Linked DNA regions of Homo sapiens: regions 1, 2 and 3 are each linked to region 4. Evidence: chromatin contacts called from ENCODE Hi-C data. All regions are on one chromosome and are shown on one strand. The core of a region is the stretch at or near the end of the contact, and the rest is flanking DNA. Distances in the headings are between cores, read along the strand shown.

What was found. A loop is a pair of places that touch in the nucleus more often than their neighbours do. Pooled maps may share reads with other maps.
Region 1: a map of naive thymus-derived CD4-positive, alpha-beta T cell shows a loop between it and region 4 (12-fold over the local background). The contact joins the promoter of SFXN5 here to the promoter of MRPL19 in region 4. A Hi-C loop is called at or near these places in 1 of 168 maps with a recorded cell type or tissue (naive thymus-derived CD4-positive, alpha-beta T cell), 1 of 37 single-sample maps with no recorded cell type and 8 of 50 pooled maps.
Region 2: a pooled map shows a loop between it and region 4 (5-fold over the local background). The contact joins the promoter of SMYD5 here to the promoter of MRPL19 in region 4. A Hi-C loop is called at or near these places in 5 of 50 pooled maps.
Region 3: a pooled map shows a loop between it and region 4 (12-fold over the local background). The contact joins the promoter of ALMS1 here to the promoter of MRPL19 in region 4. A Hi-C loop is called at or near these places in 6 of 50 pooled maps.

The regions. Positions count from the first base shown.
Region 1 is chr2:73,069,952-73,074,618 of GRCh38, reverse strand. SFXN5 (sideroflexin 5) reads left to right here and starts at 2,907. Exons shown (of 14, transcript NM_144579.3): 1 at 2,907-3,015. The coding sequence starts at 2,914. RAB11FIP5 (RAB11 family interacting protein 5) reads left to right here. Exons shown (of 6, transcript NM_001371272.1): 6 at 1-1,237. RefSeq lists enhancers at 2,309-2,788, 2,989-3,038 and a silencer at 3,179-3,968.
Region 2 is chr2:73,212,140-73,216,892 of GRCh38, reverse strand. SMYD5 (SMYD family member 5) reads right to left here and starts at 2,648. Exons shown (of 13, transcript NM_006062.3): 1 at 2,531-2,648. The coding sequence starts at 2,626. It overlaps NOTO (notochord homeobox), which reads right to left. Exons shown (of 3, transcript NM_001134462.2): 3 at 4,380-4,753. RefSeq lists enhancers at 2,471-2,710, 2,498-2,792 and a silencer at 4,115-4,184.
Region 3 is chr2:73,383,037-73,387,943 of GRCh38, reverse strand. It overlaps ALMS1 (ALMS1 centrosome and basal body associated protein), which reads right to left and starts at 2,108. Exons shown (of 23, transcript NM_001378454.1): 1 at 1,752-2,108. The coding sequence starts at 2,075. It overlaps LOC105374804 (a long non-coding RNA gene), which reads left to right and starts at 2,263. Exons shown (of 4, transcript XR_007087053.1): 1 at 2,263-2,491. RefSeq lists enhancers at 1,320-1,559, 1,600-2,349 and silencers at 1,620-1,789, 1,950-2,349.
Region 4 is chr2:75,644,319-75,649,249 of GRCh38, reverse strand. It overlaps MRPL19 (mitochondrial ribosomal protein L19), which reads right to left and starts at 2,467. Exons shown (of 6, transcript NM_014763.4): 1 at 2,340-2,467; 2 at 2,031-2,148. The coding sequence starts at 2,442. RefSeq lists enhancers at 2,238-2,537, 2,373-2,667.

The DNA of each region.
Region 1 (4,667 bases), core at 1,658-4,157, 2.6 Mb after region 4:
ATGTGCCTTTGGTGGGCGGGGTCAAGAGCCCCTGGATGTCGACCTCTCCCGCTGTGTGGCGTCCCCCTCCCACCTGTTGAATACATAGGGATGGCTCTCTCAGGGCCCTGGGAATGGGAATGGACAGCACTGCTGTGGGCTGTTCCCCTCCCCTAAAGTTAATCTCTTGGTCTGGCCAAGTTGCTGCTCCCTCAACCTTCCTGCTGTCTTCCCCTCCCTCAACCCCAATAGGAGGATCCCAGGATAAACACTGCTGGGCAGGCGGGCAGGCAGGCCTGGGGCTGCCCTGCTCACTCTCATTGTCTGGCCTCAGGACTTAGCCATACTAGACCAGTCAGCTTGCCTGGAAGAGGGAGGTCCCACTATGCCTTTGGGAGACACCTATACTTAGGAAAAAGCCTTTGTTGTCCTCCCATCCATCCATTAAGCTGCTATCTCAGCCTGTCCCTTCTGCCCCAGGGGCTTGCCTGGCTTGGCTGCAGTGCACTTTGAAATGAAGTATCTGTCCTTTGGCCCAGCCCCTGGTTTGCTTGTAGAAAACATGGTAGGCTTCCCCAAGGCATCTGCAGGGAACTTTGGCAGCTTGGGGCACCCTGAATTAGCAAAAATGGGGGGTGATGAGGTGCTGAAGAAGGATACTTAACAGCTTAGTGAGGAGGCAAGAGCTCCTCTGGGACCACCACTTCTTCAGGAGAGGGCCTGTGGGCTTGCTTTTGGAAGGCCTCAGGCAGACACGTGCCCTCTGGGTGATGTCTGTCTGCTGCCAGGATGGAGCAGAGGAGCGCCACACATGGAGGAAAGCCCCTGTAACGTTACCTACCTTAAACTCCACTCATCAAATCTGAGAAAAGTATCCACTGGTCCCCAGGGTTTCAGTCATGCTTTTGGGGGTCATTGGGTATTAGAGAAGTAAGTATCTTTTCTGAGAGAGGGGGAGTCACCCCCCCTACTGGGGATTCCTCTGGGCTTTATTCACTCCCAGCCCTGGCCCTGACCTTTGTGGGCCTCCCTAATGCCCAGGGCATGGATGGCTTCAGAGGAGTTTTTGAATCGAAGCCCAGGGTCCTTGTTGATGTTTCTTCTCCTAGCCACACTTGGAGGAAAGTTGCAGGTGGGTTGGGCAGGGAGCAGGCATGGTTCTGCTTTGCTGTTTGTCTTCCTAGTTAAGGCTCTTTATAAAGAGCTTGTTCTTCATGTTTTAAGCACTTTATGAAGAATAAAACATTCATGTACTGCAGGTGGCTCTGTTGTGTTCCTGTTTTGGAATGAACAGTTACAGGAGGCTGCTGTGGGAGAAAGCACCTTAAATCAAGGTGATGGGATTCTTGGATGACACTGTCCCTGCCCCTTATAAGGGGGCAGCAGCACAGTGTTGCCCAGCAGCCTGAACTTAGTCTTTTCTGACTCCCAGGGTACCCACATTTATTGCGCACCTAAGATGGGCCCATTTATTGGTAATACAGAGGGTAAGAAATGGATTCCTATTCTCAAGTTGCATGGTCTAGCAGGGGAAGATAAGATACAAATCCAAGATACAAATAGTTCTTCATGGCTAGATAGAATCTCTAAGATAAGATACAAATCCAAGATACAAATTGTTCTTCGTGGCTAGCTAGAATCTCCCCCTAGCTTTATGAAAAGTGTTTCTTGTGGTTCAACTACTAGAGGATGAAAAACTTTGACTGCTACAGCTCATGTAGTGTCCAGAAACACTGGCAGACATGAGCCAACCCTGCACTCCACCACGAGACTAATGAGACCCAAAGTGGAGTTCCCTAGAAGACCAAATATTTCTACTGTCATCTTGGGCAAAACAGGCAGCTCCCGAAGTCTGGCTCACTGACCAGGTAATTCAGCTGGGAATCTTCAGCTAATCCATTCTACAACTGTATGTGTTTATTATCCATACTGATCCTTACTCCACAATCTGTAATACTCCCCCTTACCTAACACCCTCCCCACCCACCCTAGTCCCAAGTTCTCCTCCTGCCCAGGAATTAGGCCCAGGAGGGATCTTCCTTGGTTGGCCAGACAAGGTGAAAGCTGCCAGGGCTCTTAATCCCCCACTGATGAACTCACAGCCAACACTTATTTGAGTCTCTACTGTGAGCCCTTTTATGTCTGGCTCTGAAAACTGAAGTGAATCAAAAAGTCATAGCCCCTGCCCTGTGAACTTTACAGTAAGAAAGACTGTCCAGAACAGTAAGTAGTTGTGAGTGCAAAAGAGAAGTGCTGGGTGCCACGGAGCCTCTGTGGGATTTTGTGCAAGCAGAGTGATGGACTGGGAAATGCAATGTTTAGGCTAAAGCCAGAAAGCCAGCATCAGGCGAAGATTTAGTCTTCCGGGTACAGAATGTTCAGGGGTCGGGAGGCGGGCAGGCCCCAGCATGCTCCAGGAACTGAGTGTCAGGGCAGCCGGAGAGCACAGGACGAGTGGGCAGGGTGGCGACGGAGGAAAGTACGAGAAGGTCCGCAGTGCAACTCCTTGGAGAAAGCCTTCCGAGGTTAACCCTACTCCGCCTGGAGTCTTTGCCCATCTGGTCCCAGGTTCCCCCTTGAATGGGACCCTTCTGCGCTGCCTGGCCCCAGGAGCGACGCCCACGGCAGCAACTCTAACTTCTGGGGGCAACTAAGCAGCGAGGGGTGGCCCGTGGTCGTCGTACAGGAACACCTTTCCTGGACTGCCGACCTTGCACCTTGCAACGCGGACAGCGGGCACCGAGACCTCTCCGGACGGCCGCAACTCTCCGCAGTCTACGGTTGTAAGCGCCGCGACGCGAAAAACTACACTCCCCACAACGCCTTGCGCCTCCCGCTCGCTGCGGTTGATTAGGGCCAATCGGGAGAGGCAGCTGTGGCGGGGGCCGAGGAGGGACATTTTAAAAGGGCCGGAGATTGCGGGCGTCAGTGGCCATGGCGGATACAGCGACTACAGCATCGGCGGCGGCGGCTAGTGCCGCTAGCGCCTCGAGCGATGCACCTCCTTTCCAACTGGGCAAACCCCGCTTCCAGCAGGTGAGGACCGGGCTGTGGTCTGCGGGCCGGCGGGTGGCAAAGAGAGGACGAGCAAACTCCCCTCCAAAGTCCCCTTCCGCCCAAGGGTCTCCCACCCGCGGCCAGCGGAGCCTGCAGCTAGCGCCAGGGGGGGAACCTCGGTCACAGTCACCCTTTTCCCATTGGTCAACGGGGCGGGCGCGGACTCCCATCTTGGCTTCCTATTGGCCCTTGGCGCCGTCACTCCCCGACTGCCCGCGCCCTCTAGCCTTTCCCGCCCGCGGCGCCCTGTGATTGGCCACCGGCGGCTGCGGTCAAGGTCCCGAGCGCCCGGCTTCGAGCGGCTGCTCAGGGTCGCTCCGGGTTGTGCAGCTGCCCGCCCGGGACGCAAAGTTCTAGTCTGGCCCTGGATGGGAAGTTGGCGTGGCCGGGATGCCTTCTAACTTTTTCCCCCGGTGGGGACTGACGTTCCTTTCGAGCTGCTGGCGGTGCCGCCGGGCAGCGTCGCGCCCCGCGGTCACTCCCCAGCCCTGGCCCCCAAGCCGGGCTCGGCGCGCGCAGCAGGTTGAGGGGGCGAGTGCCGAGGCGAGCGGCGGTCCGGCGTCCCCCGTCCCTGCTCTCCATCTCGGGCTGAGGATTCGCTGACGCAGCAAGCCGGCCGATGCCCTGAGGGGACGCAGCCAGGGCGTGCGGGGGAAACGCTGTGTCATCCCCTGGGGCCGTCGTCCCTCCGAGGGGCTGCCGCCTGGGAACCCCCCCCCAGCCTCTTCCTCGCTGTGTTCTCCGCGGAGGGTCTCCCGCGCCCGGGCCCCCGCGCCGCCGGGGACTGGCTCTGGGCACACCCGCTCAGGCTCTTCGGGGCACGGCGACAGGGGTCCTTTCCCTCCGGGACCTCCTCTGGGGCGTCGCCGACTCGGCCCTAGACTGCGGAGGCGGGGGTGGAACGCGGAGCCCGGGCGCCTGGTTGGGCCCGGAGACCGGAGCCGGGGAGGGGCCGCTCCCGCGCCGCAGACCCTCGGGCTCCCGCGCCTCCCGCACCAATGAGACGGAATTTATTAGGAAACAGGCAGAGAGACCGCTGAAGTGAACCGGGGCTTGCCAGGGGTGGGCGGCAGCCGAGGCGGCCAGAAAAGAACTTTGAAGGAAGAAAGGAAATTGTGCTAAGGTCGGTGCGGTGGCTTTTTTTTTCTTTTTTTGTTGTTGTGGTGGAAGGGGACTGGTTCCAGCAAGGGGGTGCCCCGAGCTTTGCTGATAATTAGGGAACTTGGCTCCTGAGCCGTCTGAAAAAAATGTCCCCAGTGTTTCTTAACAGGACTTTAATTCCTTTTAAAAGTAGGCCATCTCAGCATGTAGGTATCCGAGGCGAGACTGGCATCTTCCTTCCAGTGTAGGAGGCCATCTAGGGCGAGAGTGTCGGGGTGTCCCTGCCTGGACTTGAGTGACCTTATTACATTGCCTGTCCCCGCTCCCACCCCCATTCTGCTCGTTCTTAAAGGCTCAGTCGGGCCTGCCTCTCTGGCAAACACTTGCTCCCTTCTTCTCTGGTCCCATCAGATCGCAGGCTTCCTCCTGCACATCTCTTTGGCCACCTGAGTCAGATCCTCATAGCTCTCCATACAGTCTGCCCTGTGGTCTTCTAAATGTTTGCTGTGTGACGACTTGGTTTCCTCAAA
Region 2 (4,753 bases), core at 1,399-3,898, 2.4 Mb after region 4:
AAAGTTTTAAGAAAAAATCGTGCAGGCCGGGTATGGTGGCTCACACTGTAAATCTAGCACTTTGGGAAGCAAGGATGAAGGATCGCTTGAGCCCAGGAGTTTGAGACCAGCCTGGGCAACACAGCAAGACCCCATCTCTATAAAAAAAAATAGTGCAAAACTCTTAAGACTATGTAATAGATTTTTGTTGTTGTTGTTGAGATGGAGTCTCCCTCTGTCGCCCAGGCTGGAGTGCAGTAGCACGACCTCAGCTCACTGCAACTTCTGCCTCCTGGGTTCAAGCAATTCTCGTGCCTGGCCCTCAGGTAGCTGGGATTACAGGTGTGCACCACCACGCCCGACTAATTTTTGTATTTTTAGTACAGATGGGGTTTCACCATGTTGGTCAGGCTGGTCTCGAACTCCTGACATCAAGTTCAAGTGATCCGCCCCTCTCGGCCTCCCAAAGTGCTGGGATTACAGGTGTGAGCCACCACGCCAGGCCTAATTTTTGTATTTTTAGTAGAGACAGGGTTTCACCATGTTGGCCAGACTGGTCTTGAACTCCTGATCTCAAGTGATCAGCCCACCTTGGCCTCCGAAAGCGCTGGAATTAAAGGAATGAGCCACCATGCCCGGGCAGACTATGTAGTAGATTTTAAAATCTTGATTAAAAGAAGAAAGCCCACAATAAGCCATGCTGCTATCCGGCTAGTGCACCAGTATGGTAATCCAGCTGGCTTCCACTGGACCTGGTGAGGTTTCTGTTCTGACTGGTCATGTCTCTGGCATAATAGTTGATAAATTTTTGAAAAGTCATTCCTATCCACAGAAGCAATAAACAGTAGTCAAAAACTACTCCCACTTGAGGCCCCTGGTCTATATAGTTTCATGACCCAATTCTCTCAAACCTTTAAAGAATAAATAATGCTCATGCTATTTAAACAATGTAATGACAGAAAGCATTTCTGTTTTACCAAAAAAAAACAAGTATAACCCTCATGTGGCAACTTGAGGAAAATAACACAGAGAAAAAAATCACAAACCAATCTCATTTGAATAGAGAAGCAAAAAGCCCAGGATAATCCATGCTGTTACCAAGTCCAGGCAGGTATGTTATTTTCTCCAGCAGCAGATCAGATGTAGGCAAGGAGAGGGCAATCAGCTAGGGCCTTGATAGAAGCCTGGGACAGGAAAACTGTGCAAGGAGAGTGGCTGAAGTGAAGAAGCGAGAGGGAAGAAATGAAGAAAGGAAGGGGCTGAGAGACTGGGGGCTAATGAAGAAAAAGGTGAAGAATATCACTGCAAACCAAGAATGATGGAACTGAGAGGCCTTCAAACTGTGGCCACCCAGGAGCACTAGAGACTATGGAGATGGAGATAGGAACAGGTAAGGAGACCAGGGATGTAGGGAAGCTGATTTACCAGGGAAGGAGCAAACTGCTCCAGATACCTCTAGAGCAGAAAGGGGGCACGGAAGGTTGAGCTGGAAAACTAGATCAATATGATGACGCTGAGAGCAGACAACAGACAACTAGAGGTCTTACGTCTTGGGCAAGAACCAACCATACACACAGCCACTACACAGGATAAATTATTCAACCTCACTAGTAACCAAAGAAACGTAAATGAGAACAAATATAATTTTACACATATCAATAGGCAAAGATAACTAGGAAAAAAATACTGCTGGACAAAACAAGAGGATGTTTGCACAGAAAATGAGCTCTAAGACTTTTGACTCTGGGGATGAAAAATACCATACAACAATAAAGGGTCCATTAATAAGGGGTTGGTTGAGTGAACTGTGACCCTCTCACGGAAGAAGCTACTACTCAGCTCTTAAAACTTAATATGTAGAAATAGGCTTGATATTGAAAGATTCACTGCTGCATCAAAAAGCAGTTTCTAAAAATGTAATTTTAACGTACTCATCTTTGCACAAGTATAGAAGTATGGGTGATTTTTGTATTTTCTTTCCTTACATGCATTTTGTATTTTTTTCTACAATGAACTTTTGGAACACAATAAAAACGACAAAATCACGTCACCTTCCTGCTAAAAACTCTCCCAATGCCCCCACGGCCTTTGGACTCTGGTCCAAATTCCTCAGCACTCCAAGGACCCTCGTGAAGGATCTTGGCCTCTCTCCTCATCCCCTCACCCAAATCTCACACATGAAGTTCGTGAGGACTCCCTCTTTTACACCTCAGTTCTCTCTGCCCGGCACATCCCCGCCCACCGTTCCAGGGATACAGCAGCAAAGCCCCCTAGCCCCGCCCCGAGCAGCCACAGAAGGGCCTCCCGCGGGCTGGCCGAATTCCGCTGGGAGGAAATGCGCACGGAGACTCCGGAGGCCCGGGTCTATCGCGTGACCGCGCCACGAGCCTGCGCGCAGGGACAGACTGGGAGCCCCCGGGCCGCGAGCAGGGGCAGGGCCGTAGCGTCCGAGCGGCACAGAAGCCTCTGGGCTCCGGGCATGGAGTCCGGCCGGGCTGTCTCCATGGCCGGACTGGGGAGAGGCTCCCGGCAGGACCCGCCCCGACCTCACCTTGGCGCTGCTCACGAAACGGACTTCCACGGAGACCCGCGCGCGGCCCGCCACGCCCACGCAGAAGGAGAACACGTCGCACATGGAGGCCGCCATCTTGGGCGCGCCTCCGCCTTATGACCCTTAACCCCGCCTCGACCTGAGAGGCCACACCCCCTTCTGGTCCCGCCCCCGGCGAGAGTGCCCCTGAGGCTGCGAGGTTTTGGGCTCCACCAAGTCTGAATTTAGGTTCCGTGGTTTGTTGACGGGAGTGTAACTGGGCCTGCCTTTGTGCTTTTACATCGGTGCCTTTTTGTGTCTGTACCTCTGTATCAGAGTCTGTGTGCGCGTACAGTTTTGATGTGTGTATCTTTGAGTCCGTTGCATGTTTTGTTGTGGTTTTTTTTTTTTGAGATAGTCTCACTCTGTCGCCCAGGCTGGTGTGCAGTGGCGCGATCTCGGCTCAGTGCAACCTCTGCCTCCCAGGTTCAAGTGATTCATTCTCCTGCCTCAGCCTCCCGAGTAGCTGGGCGTACAGGCGTGCGCCACTAAGCCCAGCTAATTTTTGTATTTTTAGGGGTTTCACCATGTTGGCCAGGCTGGTCTCGAACTCCTGACCTCAAGTGATCCGCCCGCCTCGACCTCCTAAAGTGTTGGGATTACAGGCGTGAGCCACCTCGCCCGGCCTCCGATGCATGTTTCTATGTATGTTGTCTCTGTCCACACAGTGGCCTGTCTTCACTGAGTAAAGCGCTCTTTGGACCCAGCCCTAGAGTGGGACAGCAGAAGGCCAACTTACTCCTATCCTGTCTAGCTCTCAGCCTGAAGGGAAGGACTAGCTTATACCCCGGAGCTCACTCACCCCACTTGAAGAGTCCAGGACAAGATTTCCTTTCTCGGTAATCCCTCTGGCAGCAGAACAGTCCTGCCAAAGGTCAGGGTGGACTTGTGCCTCTGTCAGATTCTTCAATGGCTTAGGGACCTTGCAACCGGGGGTAGCGGAGGAGTCCATAGGGGACCTCAGATCTGAGAACCTCTGAAACTGGATACAGAAGTGAGTGTGCATATGCACACACTGTCGTGAAAAGGGGGAGGGGCCTGTTCTCTCAGGACCCCAAGAAGCTGCAAACCACAGACCTATGGCATTTGTCCCCACAGCTAGGCCTGACTATCAAGCCTTGTTTTGTTTCCTTGTCCCCTGATTTTGTGAGTTTTGTTTGAGACAGGGTCTCGCTTTGTCGCCCATACTGGCATGGGGCGATCTCGGCTCACGGCAGCCTCCAGCTCCCGGGCTCAAGAACAGACTGGGCAACGTAGTGAGACCTTGTCTCTCCAAAAAATAGAAAAATTTGCCGGGCGTGGTGATGCGTGGGAGGATCACCTGAACCTGGGGAGGTCTAGACTGCAATGAGCCGTGATCAAGCCACAATTATCTATCAAATAATTATAGATAGATAGATAGTTGGCAGGGACAGAGAAAGGTTCTTGAAACTGACCCTGCCTCTCCTCAAGCTTGCAACCTGGTGTCAAGGAGCGAATAGTCCACGGACTTGGGGGAGATAGATAGTTGGCAGGGCCAGAGAAGAGGCTCTTGAAACCGACCCTGGGTCCCCTCAAGCCTGCAGCCCGGTGTCAGGGAGCGAATAGTCCACGTACTTGGGGGCAAACCTACCCGAGAGCAGCTGGGGGCCGTGCCCTCACTCACCACCAGGTGGCAGGGCAGGCTTCCTTCCATCCCTCAGCTCAGTCCCCAAGAGCCATTCTAGAATCTGAATGGTCTGTGCTACAGAAATCAGCTCTGCAAATCCTGGCAGCAGGCTTCTTTCAGAGAAATCGAGCACATTCTTGAGAAGAAAAAGGAGCCATGAGTCAGAGTCATGAAAGGGGGAAATTATAACTGTCCTGTGAAAACACAGCAGAGTTTATGACAAAATGCCAGCCTTGGCATACACAAATTATTCTATAAAAAGATGGGGCTTTGGGAGGCCAAGGCAGGAGAACCACTTGAAGCCTGGAATTCAAGACCAGCCTGGGCAACAAGTGGACGTTGTCTCTACAAAAAATGTTAAAAATTAGCCAGGCGTGGTGTCACGCGCCTGTAGTCCCAGCTGCTTAGGAGGCTAAGGTGGGAGGATCACTAGAGCCCAGGAGGTTGAGGCTGCCGTGAGCTATGATTGCACCACTGCACTCCAGTCTGGGTGACAGAGCGAGTCCTTGTCTTTGCTGCTGGGCCTGAGCTTCTTC
Region 3 (4,907 bases), core at 859-3,358, 2.3 Mb after region 4:
CATCCCATCCGTTATTAAGTATGATGATTTTGCCTCTTAAATATCTCTCAAATCAGTCCACTTTTCCCTGTATCCACCAACACTTCCCTATTCCAAACTTTCATCATCTTTTGCCGGGCAATGCTGCAATGGTCTCCTAATTTATGCCCTTGACCTATGGCTACTGCTCCCCATCCCACCTTGCTATCACAGCTGTTCCACACTCTGCTATACACCTGACCTTTCTGAAACACCTAACTTATCATACATCCCCTCGTTTCAAATATTTTCTTCAACTCCCCAAAGCTCCAGAGATAAAGCCCCTAAATCCTTGGCATAGCACACAAAGCCTTGCAGTCTGTGCTCAAACCACGTTGGCTTCTGGGTCCTGGAAAATGCCATGCTCTCTCTCATCAACAGTACCTTTTCATGTGTTTTTCCCTCAGCTAGACGGCTCTTTCCCTCCCCTTTGCCTGATTAACCTTAAACTGTCTTCAGATATCAGCTCTATCATAACCTCCTCAAGAAGGCTTTCCCAACTTCACTGACAAGGCCAGATTATCTTACTTTATGCTTTCATAGAATATTAGCACATATATTAGTTTCACTTTATGTGATCATCTGAAATCTGTCTGCCTCCCTGTCTAGACCATGAACACAAGGAAGGCAGAGACCAAAAATGTTTGGGTTCACCAAGCTTTCCTTAGCACCCAGCACAATGTGTGGCACATGGTGAATTCTAATAATACATGTTCAATGAATTAAGTACCCCCTGGAATATTCACCAGACAAAACAACAACTACTGCTCATTAGTGACAAAACTCTACACCTTCACTGTCTGTGATGATGGAACTGTTCCATTATCTGCTCTGTCCAACATGGTAGCCACTAGCCTAGTGTGGCTGCTGAGCACTTGAAAACCGGTAAGAACAGACGCATGGAATTTTTCATTTAATTTATTTTTAACTCTTACTCAAAACTATAATAGTTTTCTCTTTAAGATGTAAAAAGCCACACGTGGCCAGTGGCTACTGTACTGAGCAGGGCAGGTCTTGCTCCTCGAAAAGCAGTAAGTTAAAAAAAGGGGGGTAAGGGCAGCAAATTAAATGGAGAGTTATTTTCAAAATGATCTTCGGGGGTCTACCATGAAATCGGCTTTCTCCATTGTGTATTATCTGTGCTTTGTAGTTTTGCAGACTGTTTGGAGCCGCATCACAAGCCTCCTGCATTCCAAGCCCCTCCTATCGGCTGGGGAACCCCTTTATTGCTACAAATGATGGTCCAGGGGAGGAAAACCCGCGGGGAGCCTCTCCAGACTAAGTGATCGCGCGGTGTACATTATCCACATTACTCCCTCAGGGGAGTCCTGCAATTCAGTCAAGCTCATCTGTTCACTGTCTCCCCAACAAGATGCTCCCCAGGCAACCACTCGCTCCGGTCCTACACCGCCTTTTCCCTCCTTCAAGGCTCGACACACCCGTGGTCCTCTCTCAGCGTTTCTCACGGGGAATGCAGGCTCCCCTGAACGTCTACGGGAGTTCAAAAGGCCCAGGACCCACCGAGGGGGAGGAAACGAGAAGTCTTTGCCACAAAGCCTGGGAGACGCGGAGCAGCCGGCCGGCACCTGGGCTGGAGTCTGGGCCGCCTACTAGCCTCAGCTGCGCGCGTTTTCTCCGTCAGGCGGCGTGACCTGCGGGCGGGCGGAGCGCTCGGGGCCCAGCCTCCACCCCCAACTCGCCGCGGCTCCACACCCCTCCCCGGCCCGCCTCACCTTCTCCAGGGAGGTCCGCTCGCCCTCCGAGTAGCGGTGCTGCGGGGGCGACAGCGGAGGCAAAATCCTGCCGGGGTGCGCCTGCAGCCAGGCCTTGGCCTCCTCGTCCTCCTCGTCGTCTATACTTTCCAGATGCTGGGGCCCGTAGTGAGAGTCGGAGTCCAACTCCCGCCCCGCCTCTTCCTCCACCTCCTCCACGACCACTACGTCGTCCACGTTCGCCGCCGCCGCCGCTGCAGCCTCCTCCTCTTCCTCCTCCTCCTCCTCCTCCTCCTCCTCCTCCTCCTCCAGCTCGCCCGGCCATGGCAGATCCTCGGGCTCCATGTTGGTGTCTCGCTCTGGGCGGCAGAGGAGGAGGAGGAGGGGGGGAGGGAGGGGAAGGGGAGAGCCCTGACTGGCGGTTGTGGCCCAGCTTAGGCGCAGTGCCGCCCGCCTGGGCGGGGCCGGAAGACCGCGCGCGCGTTGCTAGGGACGCCGCGCGAGGCCCGGCGGGAACGCCTTAGGGCGGAGGTTTGCTACAGGCGACGTTGCCGCCTCGCCGCCGTCACCGGCCGGGACCTTGCGAACTGTACTGTAAGCTCACAATAAACCGGGACTGGGCGCCTTCCGGGGCGCAGAGGGCCCCGCGCAAGGACAGTGTAGTTCTCGGCTGGGGTCGAGTTTCGCCCCTGCACAGAGAAGAGATCAAACTCTAGGACGTACCCGTTATAATCACACATGCAAATTATAAAGTTTTAAAGGTTGAGTATCTCCTAAAGTGTCAAGCTGTATGGTGGGCGCTTGAACCTAACCGTGGAAAAGTGTCACGGGTTGTTAGAGGGATTAAGAACTGGGCACTGGCATCAGAAAGATCGGAGTTTGAATCCTGGCATCACCACTTAAAGTGGTGTGACTTTGTGTTTATAAAACGATGATAATAGGCCATCGCATAGGATGGGTGTGATAATTAAAGGAAATAATCAATGTGAAGGACTTAGTGATAGGTTGGTTATTGTACAATAACTCATTAGATGCTCACGGTTCTGTGAGACAAGTATTACTATTTCATGTATGAAGAATCTGAGGCTAAAAAAATTAATTTGCCCAAAGTTTCTTACCTAGTAAGTGGCTGACTCAGTATGCCATCCCAGGTCCTCTGTTAGTGTAGGAATTGCCCTGGCCTAGACCAACCAGCTGTTAAAGGATAACAGAGCAAATATTTATACTGATAGTACATATGTTTTGGTGGTTCGTCAATGACTTTGGAGTGCTTTAAAAACAAAGATTTCCTGACCGCTTCAGGAACCTCTACGAAATGAATGGCAAATTAAAGTATCTTAAGATGCCATGTAACCAGACACCACCTGTACCCCCAATAACCTATGGGGAAAATTTTTAAATTAAAATTTTAAATAATAATTATAATCTTGAGATGCTTCACTGTTACCAAAGGAAATAGCCATAATTAAAGTGGAGTCCAGCAAAAAGTCTTCATGGTATTACCCACAATAGTAGAGATACATTGATAATGATGCTGAACCAATGTTGGTGGGGCAATTTTAGGGTTATTGCCAAGGATGTATGTCCTGCCTACCTGTCAATGACCCAATCCTGGCAAAACTTTAAGGGTAGAACATGAACTGGAGCCCAGTCTTGGAGTTCTGTTGAACACCTCTAAATGGACTATGAGTACATTAGGGTTATTTATTCTTAAGGGGTTTAGGGGTTCTCCTTGCCGGAGACCTATTACTGTAATAGTAGAAAAGAATTTATTAATTTTGTATTCCTGAATGTGAAATCTCAATGTTTATCTCCAGTAAGAGGACACACATTTCACTGATATTAAATAACTGTAAAGCTTTACCTTTTTAGAAACTCCGCTATCTTTTTGCATCCACAAATTTCAGGAAAGATAAAGAGAACTAATAGAATTCTAAAAAATAGCTTTCAAAGTTCTCTAACTTCCATCTAACTTCCAAAGCCCAAAGTACTTCTATTTGCCTTGATGGCAATAAGGTCAGTCCATTCTAAGGCCCATAAGTTATCTCCTTCTGAGTTAATAACAGGCTTCCTCATGTATTTGTGAATTACTTCCAATACTAGATGCTACTAATATAAGCTGTTATCACTAATTGCTGCAGGAGACTTCTAAGATTAACTCCTGCTTTATCAACAACAGATGGAAGCTGCATTCTCAAAGCACCCACCTAAGCAGCTTCTGAAGTTAGAGATTTGGTCTTCTGAAAAAGCATTAGAAAACAATTTCCCTTGAGCCTCAATGCAAGAAAAAAAAATGTCAGGTACTATCAACAACTGACCCAGGAGTAAAACTAGAAGACATTGATCCCTGGATTCATATTACACAACTAAAAAGACATGCATCATTTTCTCCTGGCTACCGGACATCCCATACTATTGGAAGACCTCAAACTGAAGATTCCTGGGACTTCCCCAGAAGCTGCTTACTGCAGAAATGGGCAGTTTATACCCAAGACAACAGGACAAGATTAATTTCTGATTCCTTGGCATCTCTTACCCTACCACTAATCTTGCTTATTGCATTTTGACACCCTTGATTAACTAACAAATTGATTTCTCGGGGAGATAACCCTTATCTTCATCCTGTTACTTTTGACTCCCTATGTTCTACTACTTAAAGTAAACATTATTTGGCCAGGTGCAGTGGGTCATACCTGTAATTCCAGCACTTTAGAAAGCCAAGGTGGGAAGATCACTTGAGACCAGGAGTCTAACTAACGTAGGCAATGTAGCAAGACCCCCATCTCTAAAAACAATAAAAAATTAGCTGGGCATGGTGGCACGTATCTGGAGTCCCAGCTACTCAGGAGGCTGAGGCAAGAGGGTCCTTGAAGCTCAGGAGTCCAAGACTGCAGTGAGCTGTGATCGTGCCAATGGGCAACAAAGTGAAACCCAATCTAAAAAAGAAAGAGAGAAAGGGAGAAGAGAGAAAGAGAAAGGAAAGGAAAGGAGGGGAAAGGGGAAAGGGAAAGAGAAAGGAAAGGGAAGGAAAAAAAGAAAAGAAAAGAGACACTTTCTGGAGTGTTTTTCTCAAACCGTAGCTACTGCTTTTAAGGAATTGTTGACAAAATTTAATAACTGTGCTTTCATAGACTTCATCAAGTAGATTTTCTTCTGTAGGTCACTTCTGGTACTTAA
Region 4 (4,931 bases), core at 1,218-3,717:
TTCAAAATACAATCAAGCTTCACACATATTTGGTCATTAGTCTCTCAGACTAGGACTTTTTTCCAACTTTGTATTTTTATAACATTAACTTTTTTGAACAGTCAAGGCCTACTATCTCATCTCTGGATTCTGGATTGTTTCCACATGCCTAGACTAAGGTTAAATAATTTTAGTAAGAATATTACAGGGAGATGATGTGAACAACTTATTCTGTCACATCAGGAGACACATAATATCAACTGGTACCAATACTGGTAAAGTTAGGTTTGACTGTTTGGCAAAGTTTCAGAAGGCCCCCCTTACATTTCTTTTTACTTTTCATATGCATGTATGTCTGGGCAACATATATTGTTTCGTATAATTTTGTTTTTGTTTTTTTCTGAGACAGAGTCTTGCTCTATCGCCCAGGCTGGAGTGCAGTGGCACGATCTCGGCTCACTGCAACCTCGGCATCCTGTGTTCAAGCAATTCTTCTGCCTCAGCCTCTCGAGTAACTGGGATTATAGGCACATGCCACCACACCTGGCTAATTTTTTTTTTTTTTTGTACTTTTAGTAGAAATGGGGGTTTCGCCATGTTGGCCAGGCTGGTCTCGAACTCCTGACTTCGTGATCTGCCCTCCTCGGCCTCCCAAAGTGCTGGGATAACAGTCGTGAGCCACCGCACCCGGCCTATAGTTTTAAAACTTCATAAAAATAGCATCCTACTACATTAATGATTCTAAAGGTTTTTTTTACACACAGATTTGTGAAAATCTTCCATGTTTAAAAGTGAGCTCTAATTCACTCATTTTTCACTGCTATACAATATTCTGTCATATGAATGTATTTGCCTGTTCACCTACTGATGGATATCTAGGCTGCCTCTAAATTTTGTTACAAAAAATACTGTTACATTCATTCTCGTGCTTGTCTCCTTGTACATACACGTTAGGAGTTTAAGTTGTGTGCTTTCTGAGTGAGAAGGTATACACAACTTAAACTTAGTAAATTCTGTCAAATTGTTCTCTAGAGCATATAATTTACATTCCTATTTAAGTGAATTCTATTAAATGCCACTGTTTAAAAGAGATATTCCATTTCTACCCTCAAAAGCAAAGTTTTATGAAGAAATATTTTCTGAATCTCTTAGTTCTCTAACTCCAAGTTTACTTCTATTTAAATCCGTGGAATATTTTAAATGTTAAAAAAAGAAAAGAAAAAAAAAAGCCAGGCGTGGTACCAGTAGTTCCAGCTACTCTGGAGCCTGAGGCGGGAGGATCACTTGAGCCCAGAAATTTGAGGCTGCAGTGAGCTAAAATCACCACTGCACTCCAGCCTGGGAGACTGAGAGAGACTCTGTCTAAAAAAAATTTAAAAAATAAAAAAATTAAAAATCCCAGAAGTAATCCAATCAATAATCTACAGCCCTTTCAAAAAGCCTATAATCATATCAGGTTTTTCCTCTGAAAACTGGCTTTTTAAAAAGGTTGCTACATAGCTCTCTTTTCAGACCTTAAGTCCTTTAAATTTACATGTACCTCCAAGATTACCACCATTCATATAAGTTTTTATTCACACTATTTTGATGAGTAAGTTTCAGACACAATTTAGTGGCCAGTTTTACTGTGCTTTGTCTGCCAAAACTTCCAACCTAAACCATAGCAAATTTTTTAAGTTGGCCAATCGATTCCTATCCAGGGTTAAGGGTCTTTTGAGAGAAAAGAAGAGCTCTTGGACGTAAACAGGTATAAACAGGATATACCTCAGAGAAAAACTCTGGTACAGGACAAATACCACAGAGAAAAGAGTTTAAAATATGGGGAACCCCTACTTGAAGTTCTGACTCAATAAAACTGCAAAGAAGTTCAATGCTGGCTTGGGGAGAAGTGAGAAAGAAAGAACAGTGTGGTGCGCTGGCTCTTGAATCCTACACACCTGCTCGTGCAGGGGGAGGTGCAGCCCCCACCTTAGAGCCGGGACCTCGAACGCGAACGCGCTCACGCGCGCACCGACCCCAGTTGCCGGCCTAGCGCCAGGGCAGTGCCTCACCTGCGTTCCGGTTCCACGGGGCGGTGCTTGTCCACGATGACCGGTTTCGGCGGCGGTTGGAACGCACCGGGCTCGGAAGGCCCAGTGCTCTGCTGCCGGACAGGCCCCGCGTGGACCCCTGCGGGAGCGGACGACGGAGGTCAGAACTCTCGTGCCAACCCTGAGATCCCGCAGAGCCCCGCAATCTCCCCCAACCCGGCGTCCCACGGGGGACCAACGCTGGGGTTGCCTCTGATCTCCAGGTTCGCCTCCCCCATCCTGACCCTGGGCCCCTAACGCGCCCCAGCTCGCAAGTCCGGCTCCACTTACTGCAGGCGATAGAGGCCGGCGGGGGGAGCAGAGTCCTGGCGGCTTGGAAACTCCGGCCTAGGCCCATTGCAGCCCAGTGCCCCGCTGCAATGCAGGCCGCCATGCCAGCTAGCTCACGTCAAGACTACAGCTCCCAGTAATCAGTGCGACGAGGTTGTTGCTGTCTGCCACCATATGGCGGCTGCTATGGGACAAAATGGATAAGTCTCTCCTCGCTCCTTTCCTGATGTCTTAGGAAAAGTGCACGTTTCTCTAGTTCCTCGTAATGCGCCAAGTTACACCCCTCCACAGGGGTGTTCTCCCAGCCTAGAAAGCTTTTTCCTCCCCCTATGAATCCACTCTATCTTCTCAGACAAGCTTTCGCTATGCGAAAATCCCATTGTAGGCCGTCTTTCCCACTGGGTGCCTTCGATTGGCAGCTCTGATCTCATTTGCAATTCTTTCTTGTGTAATTATTAGATTAGTATTTAAATCTGCCATTATACTATAATGAGGCAAGGGAAGGGATAAAGTCTTCTTTTTGCTCACCATGTTATCCCAGCACCTAGCACCTACCTGGGCCCTCACTAACATCTTTTGTTTTGTTGAGACAAGGTCTTCCTCTGTTACCCAGGCTGGAGTGCAGTGGCGCGATCATGGCTCTGCAGCCTCCAACTCCTGATGTCAGGAGATCCTCTCACCTCAGCCTCCCGAGTAGCCAAGACTACAGTCTCGCACCATCACGCCCAGCTAATTTTTCTAATTCTTTGCTGAATGCACAGAAAAGAGAATAGAATAGTTCCTGACAGAACTGCTGGCCCATAGTCCTTGAGACTACACAAAGCATTAACCCTTTGAGGAACCCAAATGAATTTGGGCTGGGCAACTGTGGGTATGGATAGGTGGGAGAAGTAAAGCTGGAAAAGGTAAATTGTAAGTCTTGTTAAGAAATTTGGAAAATGACTGGGCGTGGCCAGGCATGCCTGTAATCCCAGCACTGTGGGAGGCCGAGACAGGAGGGTCCCTTGAGCTCATGAGTTGGAAACCAGCCTGGGCAATATAGTGAGACCGTATCTCTAAGAAACAAACACACAGCCGGGCGCAGTGGCTCACGCCTTTAACCCCAGCATTTTGGGAGGCCGAGGCGGGCAGATCGCCTGAGGTCAGGAGTTTGAGACTAGCCTGGCCAACATAGTGAAACCCCGTTTCTACCAAAAATAAAAAAAATGATCCAGGTGTGGTGGCAGGCTCCTGTAATCCCAGCTACTTGGGAGGCTAAGGCAGGAGAATCGCTTGAACCTGGGAGACAGAGGTTGCAGTGAGCCGAGATCGCGCCATTGCAACAAGAGCGAAACTCCGTCTCAAAAAAACAGAAAAAGAAACACACACAAAAAAAGAAATTTGGAATTTGTTATTTCAGCAGTGGTTATATAAGGATTGAACACTTAGAGTAATGTGATAATTTAACTACATAATAGTCATTCCAGTTGCATTAATGTCCCAAAGCTACCTCAAATTCAGCCTATCCATACTGAGTTCATCTTTTTCAGCTCCAGACTTCCTTCCCAGTATTGGCTATCTCAAGGAATGGCTTCAGCATCCACTCTCTTGCCTAAGCCAAAAATCTCAGTGCCATTCTTGATTCCTCCCTGTCTCCTCCTGGATGAAGTTCCAAAAACTATGCCTGACACCGTCAAATATCTCAGGAATCCATATACTTTCTCATCCTCCCATCCATATTTCCAATCTAGGTCAACATATTTTCTCTCTTCAGGATCCCTGGAGATCCCTGCAACAGCCTTCTCATTAGTCTTCTTGCCTCTGGTTACCTCCAGTCCTTCACGCAGCAACCAAAAAAAGATGGCTCAGAAATGCATACCCTGTTCTTTCCTTTCCCCAGTTTAAAGCCTTACTGTTTACTTTTGACAGAAGTCAAATGCTCATAAAAGCAACCAACCTCTGCAGCTTGGCCTCTATACTCTGACTTGCCATCCTGAAGAACATGAGCTGTTACATCAGCCTGAGGAACAGGGCCATGTTTTGAGCACAGAATTCAAGATGCTGTGAAGAAAGACAGGGCCTTCTATTTTAACTCTAGCTTCTTTGATTAGAACAAGAATTTATTCTATAAATGACAAGGAATCTCACAACCAAAATTTCAGATGAGCAATATTTTGGCTCTTCTACCTACCCGAAAAAGTAGACTTCAAGCCCTTAAGAGTAAAAGGGAGGAGAGGCAAAGATAATCATGACTGGCAGTGGTGAAGATTTTTCTGTATTAACCATGCCCAGAACACGTGGCCTTCACTCTTGCTGGGATTGGTCCTAAAGGTAGGGGCAGAGAAATAAAAGACAGACCTTCACAGGAGGACAGCAGGATTTACTAGACATTGCCAAGCCACTCCTGCTGCCCTCTCCTCTTCCACAGATGAAGGAATAGTTGTGTAGAGTTTTACAAAATTGGAAGAATGAACCTAAAGAATCTTATCTAATTTTCTCCCGTATTCTTGCTCATCCAACATATATCAGGCCGTTTTGACCTTATCTTAATTTGGAGAACAAGCTGGAGTTTAAATTATTCCAACTTAAGTTGTTATTAAACAACTTCATAGA